Regions from separate parts of the Mus musculus genome. Here region 1 is linked to region 2. A link is a contact called in ENCODE Hi-C or POLR2A ChIA-PET data. All regions are on one chromosome and are shown on one strand. The core of a region is the stretch at or near the end of the contact, and the rest is flanking DNA. Distances in the headings are between cores, read along the strand shown.

Region 1 (6,171 bases), core at 1,453-3,952, 390 kb after region 2:
GTCTTCCTCTCTCTTGTTTCAACTTTATCTCTCTTTACTTTATCTCTCTCTCTAACCCGGGCCTCTCACTCTTATATACTCTCAGCCCTCATCCGATACTCATGGCAGGCCATGTCACCTCACCAGGCACACAGCTTCAGCTAATCAGGGCAGCAGGGGCATGTCTCCACCAAAATGGATTCACCAGTATCCTGGTGCACCTGCGCAGCTCTCACGGTGATTGTGGCTTATTTTCAGGTGTATGAGGAAGTCAGGTGCAAGTCATAAGACTTAGCTGCAGTCCCTGGCGCCTTCTTGGGACTGCTGCCACACCCGCTCCTCACAGATAGGGGGATGCTCCAGGGTCTGTGCTAATGCTGAGGCAGATGGCAAAACAGGCTCATTTCTTTCTTTCCTGGCTTCCTCTCTAAATTCAATAACTCAATACATGTTCTTGGCTCTGATTTCTTTTTATTGGCTATATTTGCTTTTAATGTATGCCACTACCTAATTTAGGCCCCAGAGTTGAAGACTGAAACAGTGATAATGTGAGCCAGATTTCTGATGCTTGGCATGTGTAAGTTCACAGACAGTCTTAAAAAAAAATACTCAATGCTTATGAACTTGCTAAGAATCAATTTTGCATGGGAGGCTTCATCCAAGCAATAATTATATAAATGCTTTTGCTTTAGGAAATTGGCAGGGCACCTATAACTATAAATGCTGACTGTCATTCATTTAATGAAACAATTATTTGATGCTGCCCTGTCCCTTTGGAAAGTTTCTTGCCAGCACATTAGACCACCGATCAGCTCTGGCCAAGGCTCCTCTTAAATATGGGAACCCTTCCATCTTAAATGTCTCCAGATCTAGGCGGTATGGAGACACCCTCTTGAGCATTTACTGGCTCCCAAGCCCTCCATCTTTACAATAATCCTGTAGGAAAGGTTTAATGATACTCCTTCTGCCTGCAAGAACCATCCATCAGAGCATCACATAGTGGGGTGTGGTGCGGTGAGAAGAAAGAAGCCGATGGAACTTCAAGACCAGATTACAAGGTCTCAGAATTATAGCACACAGGCAGGCAGGCAGGCAGGCAGGCAGGCAGGCAGGCAGGCAGGCAGTCTCTCTCTCTCTCTCTCTCTCTCTCTCTGACATAGAAATCTAGAAAATATCCTCCCTCCCTTTTTTTTTTTTTTTTCCTTTAAGACAGGGTTTCTCTGTGTAGCCCTGGCTGTCCTGGAATCAACTTTATAGATCAGCTGGTGTGGAAATCAGATTGGCATTCCTCTGCCTTGTGTGCTGGGGTTAAAGGAGTAAGCCCCCACCGCCCAGGTCTAGTAACTCTTTTAATTAATTAATTAAATGTATGTGAGTACACTGTAGCTGTACAGATGGTTGTGAACCTTCATGTGGTTGTTGGGAATTGAATTTTTAGAGTCTCTGCTCGCTCCGGCCCAAAGATTTATTATTATACATAAGTACACTGTAGCTGACTTCAGACGCACCAGAAGAGGGCGTTCTCATTACAGGTGGTTGTGAGCGCCACTCCCCAGCTCATCTAGTAACTCTTAAATGAACTAATGGATGCGTTGGGCAAGTGTGATGTCTACTCTTGATCCTCAACTTGATTATATCTGGAGTAGCTAAAACCCAAGCAGCTGGGCTCACCTGTGAGGGATTTTTTCCTGGTTGGATCATTTGAGATAGGAAGACCCTTTTTTTTTTTTTTTTGAGCCAATTTCATTCTTTTTTTTTTTTCCATTTTTTATTAGGTATTTAGCTCATTTACATTTCCAATGCTATACCAAAAGTCCCCCATATCCACCCACCCCCGAAGACCCACCCTAAATCTGGGCACCTTCTAGCGGCAGCCTGGAAAAAGGACCTGGAAGAAGCAAGCTTTTGCTCTTTGTCTGCCCTTAAGTTTCACAGGTAGGGTCATTCTTTCATTGTATTATAGCCAACTTCTTCTGAATTCCAAGGTATACTGAAGACCAGCTGAAGCATCCAGCCTCGTGGACTGACAGTTGGACTCTCAGACGTTATATCCGGAGACAGCCATTGTTGGGCTACCCCGGCCACAGCCTGAAAGTTACTCTAATAAATTCCATATGTGTGTTGTATGTATGTATGTATGTATGTATGTATGTATAGATATAGATTTACTCTATCAGTTTTGTACCGCTGAGAGTTCTAATAGTGAAGGATATTTGAAGGGTTAAAAAAAAGTTTAGGAAGAAATTTCCACCGGCTTGACAGAACAGCTGAAGCTTAAAGTCCTCTCCCTTGAAATCTGGGAATTCCCAGTATAGACAGGGATTCGTGTCTGTAGAAATTCCCTCGCATCGAAACTAGCCGGGAGGGAAAAAGGATTTCCTTAACATAGGAGCGATTAGATTGCTGGTCTTTAAAAAGATCAACAACGGCTGTGATTCGGTAACAGAAAGAAGAATGCGTGTGATCGACAAAGACCTTCCTTAAGAGAAGCTCTAGAACAGGTCGTGTTGCTTTCTCCCAACTCTGGCCACCAGAACAGAAAGGCAATGGCCTGTCCCTTTAAGAATCTGGTGGCAGTCGCTTTCCTCTCCCCGCCCCGCCTTCCGCGGCACCGATGGCCTGGACGACCGTCCCTTTCTTCTCACGCGACTGTATTACGGGTCAGTCGACCCATCCGTCACAGAGGCGCGGTTTATGATTGGTTGCTGCGCTTCGGGCCGCGAGGCGGGGCGGGAAGGCCGGAGAAACTAGTTTGTTGGCAGCGCCCGTGCGGTTCGGCTACGGGATCGCGGCCGGGACTGGTGAGCCGGCCGGGGGCGGCGGCAGCGGCGGGGACTGCAGAGCCTGTGGGGCCGCACGGTGAGGATCAGGTCGGAACTTGTCACCGGGACAGCGAGCGATCCTGCTCGAGGATCGCCGGGCAGGGCGTAGGACCGCAGGCCCAGTTCACTGGGTCGGGGAAGTGGGTGCTGACCTGGGAGCGCCCCTCGATCGAGCTTGGGGACCCCGTACTGTTATGTTCAGAGCTCCCGCCAAGGGAATGAATTGTTTTCCAAACGGATGTTACGCGCAGGAGCGGCTACCCTCTCCCGGGAGTGTTTGATTCATTGAGTCCGCTGATTCTCTTTTTTAAAAAAATTACTATTGATCCTAGAAAGAGGAAACTGCTTGTCTTCGAGGATGCGAACCGTGCAGCTTTGTGCACACACCTAGCCAAGGTCCCCGCGACTTGCTTGTACCTAGCCAGGGCCGAGGGGTTAAACCAGGGAAGAGTAGACAGCAGGGCCTGGCCGTGTGGCCCGCAGCATAGGGTCCTTCCTGTCTGGAAAGTTGTCTATCAAGGGAGAGTGGTGACACTCCCGGAGCCATACGCCCCTACCTACCCAGGTGGTGGCCGATCTGGCAGGGCCGTAGCAAGTAGTCCACCCCCCCCTCCCCCCGCCATCCCATTCCCCTCCTCCCATGCGTTGCCCTGGCGCGAGAATTCCGCTGTGGTCTGCAAATCCCCACTGGACTAGTCTCCTTCATAGCTGTATTAGAAGCTTTTTCCTACTCGGGAATTGTGCCTACTGGGGCACCAGACACTTGGGTGCAAGTGCCTCAAGGACCTCAAAGTGGATTCTCACAGTCTTACTTTTTTTTCTTTTTTTCCTCTCCCGGTTTTAGTCTTGTTATAAACGTCAGGCCAGCCTTGAGCATGAAATCTCTGGTCCCAGTCTCCTGAGAGCTGGGTTTATAAGCAAGTGCCACCTTACCAATCTGGGAGACTTTCTAGAGACTCGAGCACAGGAAGTTGGGGGGAGGGGCGGACTCTCGGGGGCTTTGTAGTTCATCTGTACTTTGGGGAGACCAGAGGCCAAGTTGCTTTGGCCAAGGTTCATTGGGCACTAGTTCTCCCTCCATGCTCAGGGCAGGACAAGGTATGCCAGATGTCTGGGCTCTTCACCCCTGGAGTAAGACGGGGAGGGAGGGGCACTTGGCACCTGACCCTCTAGTTTGCTGAGCCTCTTTCATAAGCGGCACAGTTATGCTGGGAGGACTTTTTATGGGTGTTGCTGAAAGCTTGTGTCAGGGGACAGAGGAGGGAGGACCCACGGTGCTCTTATCCTACAGTAGATTTGGTCCCTCTAAGACAGGGTTGTGGAGATCACAGGCTTTGTCTGTGGAGATGGGCAAAGTCACTTTTGTCCCAGCCCTGTAATTATTGATATTTCAGCTGAGTCCTTTATCAGCAAGCCAGTCCAGGGAGATTGTTCAAAAAAATTGTGGAGGATGGACAGACGAAATCTTTTTCATGGGCATCGAACTGCAACTGGGTTCCTTGCGCCATGCAGCGGTGCAGGATCCGTGTGCAAGTTGTGTGTTCCACGGTGGCTCAGTTCCTGTTGATGGCATCTTAAGCCTGTGCCACCAGTGTAGGGAGAGAAAAGTAGGAAGACAAAAAGAAATGCCCCCGTGTGCGCTGTAAAGTAAATGCATCCTTCCTGTCTTAGAGGGAGGAGGGCGGCCTGGAGCAGTGAGCTTGCTATGTATGCAGAGACGGCTTTAGTCAAACTAATCATTTGAGCAGATGATATTGAGACCCTGCTTTCAGAAAGGAGGAGGTGCTGGCTCATGGATGGGGACCTTGATACATCAGTTTGCAGAACCCCAGGGAGCAGGTAACAGGAAGCTGGAGAGAAGGATGAAGGCTTCTTGGAGAGAGAAAAGGAAAGCCAGCATGAGCCTACCAAACCTTCATTCCATGCCCTGGTTGCAGCCATTTTTTCTAGCCATCCATCCACACTCTCCCAGGGCCAGCTCTAGGATGGGCAGCTGTCCAGGTTCATTGGAGGACCTGGCTTCCCAGCAGCTTCTGGGGGCTCCTGCTCACCAGCTCACTGCCTGGGCCCTGAGTTCTTTATTAGCTGGCAGTGTCAGTGTGCCCTGGGCAGGACACACACACACACACACACACACACACACACACACCCCTATAGAGCTGGCACAAGCCAACAGTGGTGGGCCACAAATGAATTGGCCGATTGAAATGCTAATGCAGTAAGTCCTCTAATGTGGTAAATTTCATAATTGAGTTGCCTTGCTGATCTGCCAGTGAATCCTTTTCGAGGCCAGGAAACACTTGGGAGCTATGTGAGGATGGCCAGGCAGAGGCAGAACTTAAGCATCCCAGCGTACAGAAACCGCATCCCAGCAGGACTTGTGATGAGTCTGCTGCTGTCTGGCTGCCACTGCAGGCTTTTTCTCCTTCTCAGCAACCGTGCCCATGCCCTGAGAACCCTCTGCTGGCACCAGCTCTAAAGACATCTGAAGCTGACACCTGCCTGCCCTGCCAGGTGTCTCTGGGGCTTGTTAGGACTTGGGAGCAGACACTAAAGGGACAGAAAGGGACTCTGAGGTTGGCAGGGCTGCCCCTTAAGTCCCTTCAGCACAGGGTGAGTGGAAGGAGCTCAGGCTCTGGTTGACCTGGGTTCAAATGCTGCCCGTGTCACTGTGAGGCCTCCTGGAGGAGGGTGTAGGTGACAACCTGCACTGTACAGCTCATCCTGAAATGGTGTCTGGCTTCTAGTGGGCTGCTCGTGCCCACCTCCCTGTCCCCTTTGCTCTGTCCTCCTGACACAGCATGGAGGTGTTAATCTCTTTCTTGCTCTTAAACCTTTCCCCAGCCCTGCCTTGGTTCCCCCTTGGATGATAAGAGGTAAGCAACTGTGTCCTGTTCTTCTAAGTGACAGTACCCTGGGCTGAGATGTGCTCATTGACGAGTGCTTGCCTGCCGTGCATAAAGCCCGGGATCAATCCAGGCAGCGAGGCTCACACCTGTGCTCAGCCCTTGGCAAGCGAAGGGAGGAGGAGCAGGAGTTCAAGGTGAGCTTGGGGAGCACACAGCACACAGCACTGTCTCAGAGAGGTGCTAGGGTATAAACACCGTTAATCCCAGAACTCAAAGTGCTGCCAGGGCGGGCAGATACGGAACAGTTAGGGATACGAGTGAGATCCTGTCTCAAAAAACCTGTTAGCTTTGTGGTTTTAGAAATCCAAGTTAGAGCTAGGTGTGGTGGTGTGGTGGTGCGCATCTTTAGTCCCAGCATTTTGACTCCTAGGCAGAGGTTAGCTGGGGCTATACAGTGAGAGCTTGTGTCAAACATGTTAACTGAGAAATTGCACTGTACTTTCCAGGAATTCATAAAATCC
Region 2 (6,349 bases), core at 1,645-4,144:
AGAAAAAAAAAACTACCCTGAGTGCAGTACCATAGATTCCCAAAGACAGATATTTTAAGTTTTGTCTTATATGTAGGGGCAATATAATATATTGTTATGGAAAGATAATGGGGAAACTAGGAGGATTAAATTGAGATGAGAATAGGAGAGAAGTGTAAGAAAGGGACTGTGTGGAGGGACAAGTACTACTTTTGAAAAGCCAATGTGGAAACCTACTGTAGAAGCTTCCTAAAATACATGAACATAGGAAAGGCATCTAAAAGGAACCACTAAATAACAGGGAGACAACTGGACATCATATGCCACTCCTTAAAGCCTCCAGTGCCAGGAATGGGCGATATCTTGTTGCGTTGTTGGCCACAGGGGCCCTAATAGAAACCTTCAAGTATCACAGGCTGTTTCTACTCCCCATAACCTGATGGTAAAGGCCGGTTGCTGAAGATAACAGCTGCGTGTGTCATCACACATGGAAGGGTTGAGCTGGTGACTAACTAGAAGCTTCCCCTTTACTGACTAGCTGCCATGCTACTGGAAGCTACTCTGCAAGGTACTGGAGTAGAAAAAGTAATCATTGATGTTATCCAGCAACAAAATTTGTGACTTAGAACAATGACCTGACGACATGACATATTAGTTGAATAGTGGCACCAATGTTATGGGAGTAACCAACCACTTTGTGATTCCATGAAATGAAACCCAAACCTACATTGACTACTAAAGTGGCTAAGAACTTGAAACTTGATAGGTCCTGGGTCTAGGGGAAACCTATTATTCTTCTTCTGCTAAAGGAACATAGCAATATAACGATTCTTAGTGTCATATGGCTATACTCATAAGGGCCTTGCTCAATCCACATCAGAGAAGCTTCGTGTAGTGGATGGGAATTAACATAGAGACCAAAAAGTGCACAACATATAGAGTGGGACAGACATTGGAGCATTAGTCCTAGACGGGACCTTCTAACCAACCCCCTGCCCTCAAGGGTCAGGAAGGAGTGAGGAAGAGGAGGCAGAAAGACTGTAAGAGACAGAGGTGATGGATGACTACAAGAAACAGTGACTACCAGACACAATAGGACTGATATGCATATGAACTCATGCAGTGTTGGCACACAAAAGATTTGCAAAGGTTCAAGCCAGGAGTCCCAGCATCTAGAGGGAGGAAGGGGTCATAGGCTCCCAGCCTCTAAGCAAGAAGATATATACAATCAATATGCCCTGGCAAAGGGATAATCCGTTTTCTCCAATGCACTCTCACTGGTTTTATCAATCACACTTCAGGGCAGGCCTCATGTTCCAGTTATTGGCCAACACAAAATGGACTCAGTGGTATTTTTGTGGACTTTTTGTTTCATTGTGCTGTGTTTTGGCTTTCTTTTTCTTTTTGGACTTGATCCTGGATTTGATTGTTTGATTTCCATTTTTGTGTTTCGTACTTTTTGCTTTTGTTTTATGAAGGAAGAAGAAAAGAAAAAACATGAAGTTGGATGAGTAGGGAGGTGGGGAGGATCTGAGAGGAACTGGAGAGTGGGAAAACAAGATCAAAACATGTTATATGAAGCATCTTTTCAATTAAAATAATTTTAAAAAGGGAAAGTGACATTTAACAACAGAAAATGCCTGGTACAATCACCAGGCACTGATAATACTTTCTGTTAAATATTTTCATGATGGTAGTGACCTTGTCTGGATTAAAACTTCCCAAATGACAGTGACTTCCATTCTTGCAGTTTTTGGCAGGTCCATATCTTGTATTACTATTTTTTTTAAACTGACTTTGAAATTATATGAAGTTAATCTTTTCATATAATTCTTTGAACATTTTCTTCATTCATATAATATACTTTGGCCACATTCTCCCAACCCATCCCTCTCAACTTCTTATTCTCCTTCTGCTCTTTAAAAAAACTTATGATCCACTGTGTTCAACTTGTACTGTCCATAGCTGTGTGGGTGCTGGGTCATCTACTGGGAGATGGTTGGCCAGAGGGAGTCCAATACTTAAAGGAAACTGTCCCCCAATGGGGTATTTATCTTAGGGGTACAGCCACATAATATTTTCATATTAATATGTTTTGATCACCTAAATAAAAATGCAAGGCCAGTACTCGCAGAGATTCCATTCTGTTCCTTCCCAGTCAATACCCTTCTCCTCCTAGGAAACTACCTTTCTTACTTCGACCACAATAAATATTAAACTGCACAGAAAACCTCACATTTCTTGCGTAATATTCATAATCCCCGGCTCCCCCCCCCCCCAACTTTCTATTGACCGAAAAAATAACATGTCAAAATAGTTTGGCATTATAGGCATGTTTTCCCTTAATAACACATTACAATATGTAACTATCAAAAAGAAGTTTCTTTTTGTACCAATTAATGTAGTATCTTGGGTCACCATTGGAACATGTCCATACTTGGTTTCTCCGAAGCAACTAGATGGTTTCTGAAGTCCATAGCAACTCAAAGGCAATGATTTTGTGGTGATCGAATAGCTCAAAGTCACTGTGACAATCTTCACCCATCCAACATACTTGAGTACTTTGTGCCGCTCCACCTTGGACTCTTAAGAAGACTCTATTGAGTCTTAGCGTCAACGTGTGGTAAGTGCTCCGACTTAGGTAAGCACCAGGCGCACAGAGGAAGGGTGGCTTCCGGTGATGGGGCGGATAGGAGAAGGTGGGTGGGCATTTCCCCAGCAGCTGCTGCCAGCCACCCGACTTTGATCACTTTGCCGCCTGGCAGCAGTGGCGGTCAACCTCATCGTTCCTTAGCAACCAGAGCCAACTGCCAAGAAGCCTTCCTATTGGGCTCACAGAACATGATGGGTAGTCTAATTGTCCAATAGAAACTTTTAGGCTTGGCTCGTTGCACCGCCCACCCCGGGCCGCAGGCGGCGCATGCGCGGGTGGGCAGGTCTGTGTGCAGGGCGGTCGCAGAGCCGGAGCTGCTGCTGCTAAGCTCTTGGGCTCGGTTGAGACCGCCGTGCTTGCTCCTTGCTCCAGCCGTCACCGCCGCCGCCGAGGGAGCGGCCGCCTATTGTCCTTCTCCGCGGCCAAGGCGCGGAGCTGCTCCGGCTCGGCCCGCGGGGGAGCCCGGGGAGCCGCACGGTGAGAGCGCAACTTAGTTGAGGGAGTTGAGGGAAGTTTGGGCGTCTGAGGAGGGGGCGCGCGCGCAGCCGCCCCTCCCCCTCGGCTGCTCTCGGCCGCGCGCGCGAGCTGCGGGACGCGGGGACGCGCGGGCGCGACGCGGGTGGCGGACCCTTCTTAGCATCGGCAGCCAGGGGTGGATAGCGCGGCCGCCGATCCCGGCCTCCTCGGACCCACGTTCCTCTGCTGCCCGCTTCTGTGGCGCCGGCTGCGGCTCTCCTCTGAGGGACGGCTGCTCGGTGGGGCGCGCCGCTCGAACAGAGAGTGCGGCTCCGGGAACGAGCAGCTCCCCGGGGCAGTCAAGCCGGGTAAACACTGCGCGCCCCGGCCACCTTTGGGGGCTTTCTCCCGAGATGGGGAGGGGGGCGCGGTGGGCGCCCCGGGAACGGTGGCGCATTCGACTCCTCTGCCCCTCGAGCTCTAGTGCAAGCACTTTGAGAACTAGCGAATCACTGCTTTTCGTAAATAGGCTCGCTGACACTTAACTGGGGTGCGAGACGCACCCTCAGTTTATTTCTCGCTAAGAAAGTGTCTGTCTTTCGGCTGAAAATATTGGCTAACTCTAAGTGTCTAGACTCTACTGTGAACTCAGGAGTTCACAATGAAAATGGATTGAGCAATCTCTGAGTGTTTCAGTCTTTGCTTTTCCCCTTCATAATGAAGTTATTTTGAGAGTTCATTGCGTTGAGCAGATTTACAAAGTGATGTGCCTTTTTGTCTGTCTGTCTGTCTGTCTGTTTTTTGTTACTACCCTCATGATTTCCCGAAGTCACTTACTCATTTAAACCCCCACCCCCCAAACTTTTGGATTGCCCGGGTCAGGAGGAGCGCTCCAGTTCTTGAACGTGCATTCATTGTCTGTAAAGAAGTTCCTATCAGTCGAGATGACTCTGAGATAAACCAGTGTGTCACTTTGTACACCATCATCTCTTGGGAATCATTCCGCTGCATTTCGTTGACTAGACTTGCGCTGTAATGGTAATTCAGTTTTAGCTCCCAAGAGAGAACCCTATCATTCATACTGAAACACAATGCCTCCCCCCCACCCCCCTCCCCCCGTCACTTCATGTTAATTTTAGTTGTATTTCTTTGACATTTGTTAAACTTAAATTTTTCTTTGAAGGCTACTGCTCATGGCATTTTGCTTTTTTTTTCTATGTGAATAACATGGACAAGTGGTGTGTGGGGTTTTCTGTTTTGTTTTTGGCTTTTCTTTGTATGAAACCCAGCTTCGTTTACCTGATGAAACCAAGGAAAAATATTCTGAAGGCACAGGGATTCAGGACTCACAGTCTTTGTGCTTAATTTTCCTTTCTGGGGTGGGTGTGGTGAGCAAAGGAGGTGGACAGAAGTTGGGAGTTATTGGTTAGTTACATAATATAAACAAATACTGCAAAATCGGGTGGCCAGGACACCTTCTCTGGACTGTGGTAACATGCTACACATACTTTTGTTCTAGGGTATTTGCTTCACTAAATGGGAACTATGTGTAGTATAAATGGTCTTTTCTAGTCTTTTTACACCTTAAGGATTGTGATGGGTGGTATTTTGCTATGCTCTGTGTGTGTGTTGTTTTTTTTTTTTTTTTTTTTTTTTTTTCTAGAAAAGTCCACACAGTTGGTGTTTAGCTTTTGTTTGATTTAGGTGAGGTGATTTTCACTGGCTAGTGATAGTGTACACAGGAGAAACCCATTAATTCTGGGGCCTTGTACAAAATGACAATTAGCTTGCACATCTGTGGTGAAATTTACTTTACTTTTAGGAGACTTTGTTAATTCTCTCTTGAGATAGGGTCTTACTGTGTAGCTCAGGCTGGTCTTAAAGTTACAGAGATCTGTCTGCCTGCATGCTGGAATGAAGAGCCTAGCACCCCCCTTCCCCCCTTCCCCTCTCCCTCTCTCCCTCTCTGTCTGTGTGTGTGTGTGTGTAGGGTTTGCCTTGTAGTGTATGTTGGCTTTGAGCTCAAGGTTTCCTTGCCTTGGTTTCCTTAGGGATAGATAACGCGTGTGTATCACTTTTCCCAGCTTTAAAAACTCTTTTTGTTGATTTGTTCTAGAAAATAACTGGGATTTAAAGAGTACACTCTGGACTTAAAAAAAAAAAAAAAAAAAGAAATTTTCAGTTTTGAAATGCATCCCTCACACTCTCCCTGTTGAGACTCTTAAGCTACTGAACAGATTCATTCATGGCTCTTCCCAGTCCTTCATTGTGAAATTGGGAGGGAGCATAGTTTAGAAGAAATTCCCTGTTTGGAGTTATGTAAATCTGAGTTCAGATCCTCAGCTTTCCTTCCACGGTTTTGAAGCCTTGAGCACTGCACTTGACTCTGGAGCTTGCTTCTTTCCTTGTAAGGGGTAGTAATATTATGTTCTTAGGAATGCATGAAATGGTCTAGGAGACTTAGTACACTGTCCAATATTCTGCTTCCTGGTGGCTAAAAAGATCATTGTGGTACGGTTTTACATGGCTTTTAAAAAGTGTTTTTAAAGTGAGGGTTCCGAACAGAAGGTGGGTCAGTGGGTAAAGGTACTTGCCACCAAGCCTGATGACCCAAGTTCAGGTCCCACAAACTCCTGAAACTTGTCCTCTGACCTCCACATTCACACTTGTGAATTAACTTCCACCCTAAAGACAAATAAATGTAAAAGACGTCCTCTGAACAGAAGGATGAGAGAGGCTATACCGTTTTGTCACCTGTTAGCTTTCTTTTGAGTGGGATCCCAGGTGCCTTGGTAGGAATGAAATCTGTACAGCTGTATAGTGTGAGAAATGACAAGAGAGAGATTGTTTTCAGTACTAGCAAGAGTCTGTCTTAGTGTTTAAGACACTATGAAAATGACTGCCCTTATGAAGGAAAGCATTTATCTGGAGCTTGCTTACAGTTTCAGAGATTGAGTCCATTGCCATCATAGAAGGGAGCATGGCAGCATGTAGGCAGAAATGGTGCTGGAGAGATAGCTGAAAGTTCTACATCTGGATCCTCAGGCAACAGAAAGAGAGAGAGAGAGAGAGAGAGCGTCTCGGTCTGGCTTATGCTTCTGAAACCTCAGAGCCTACCCCCAGTGACATAATTCCTCCAATAAGACCATATCTTTCCACAAAAAGCCACACCCCCTGACCCTCCATATAGCCCCATTGCCTAATAAGGACACACCCCCTAACCTTTCAGATAGTGCCACTGTCTGATGAGCAAGCATTCAC

The links. Hi-C counts contacts between places; a loop is a spot of excess contacts on that map. ChIA-PET counts read pairs that join two places held with the same protein, here RNA polymerase II (POLR2A).
Region 1: a loop to region 2 is called in a map of regulatory T cell, with 4 times the contacts of the local background. The contact joins the promoter of Klhl25 here to the promoter of Akap13 in region 2. A Hi-C loop is called at or near these places in 1 of 37 maps with a recorded cell type or tissue (regulatory T cell). POLR2A ChIA-PET finds 5 or more read pairs at or near these places in 1 of 5 experiments (Patski).

The regions. Positions count from the first base shown.
Region 1 is chr7:75,845,636-75,851,806 of GRCm38, forward strand. It overlaps Klhl25 (kelch-like 25), which reads left to right and starts at 2,703. Exons shown (of 3, transcript NM_001122780.1): 1 at 2,703-2,838. Gm51489 (a long non-coding RNA gene) reads left to right here. Exons shown (of 3, transcript XR_003946804.1): 3 at 1,965-2,077.
Region 2 is chr7:75,452,640-75,458,988 of GRCm38, forward strand. Akap13 (A kinase (PRKA) anchor protein 13) reads left to right here and starts at 2,895. Exons shown (of 37, transcript NM_029332.1): 1 at 2,895-3,109.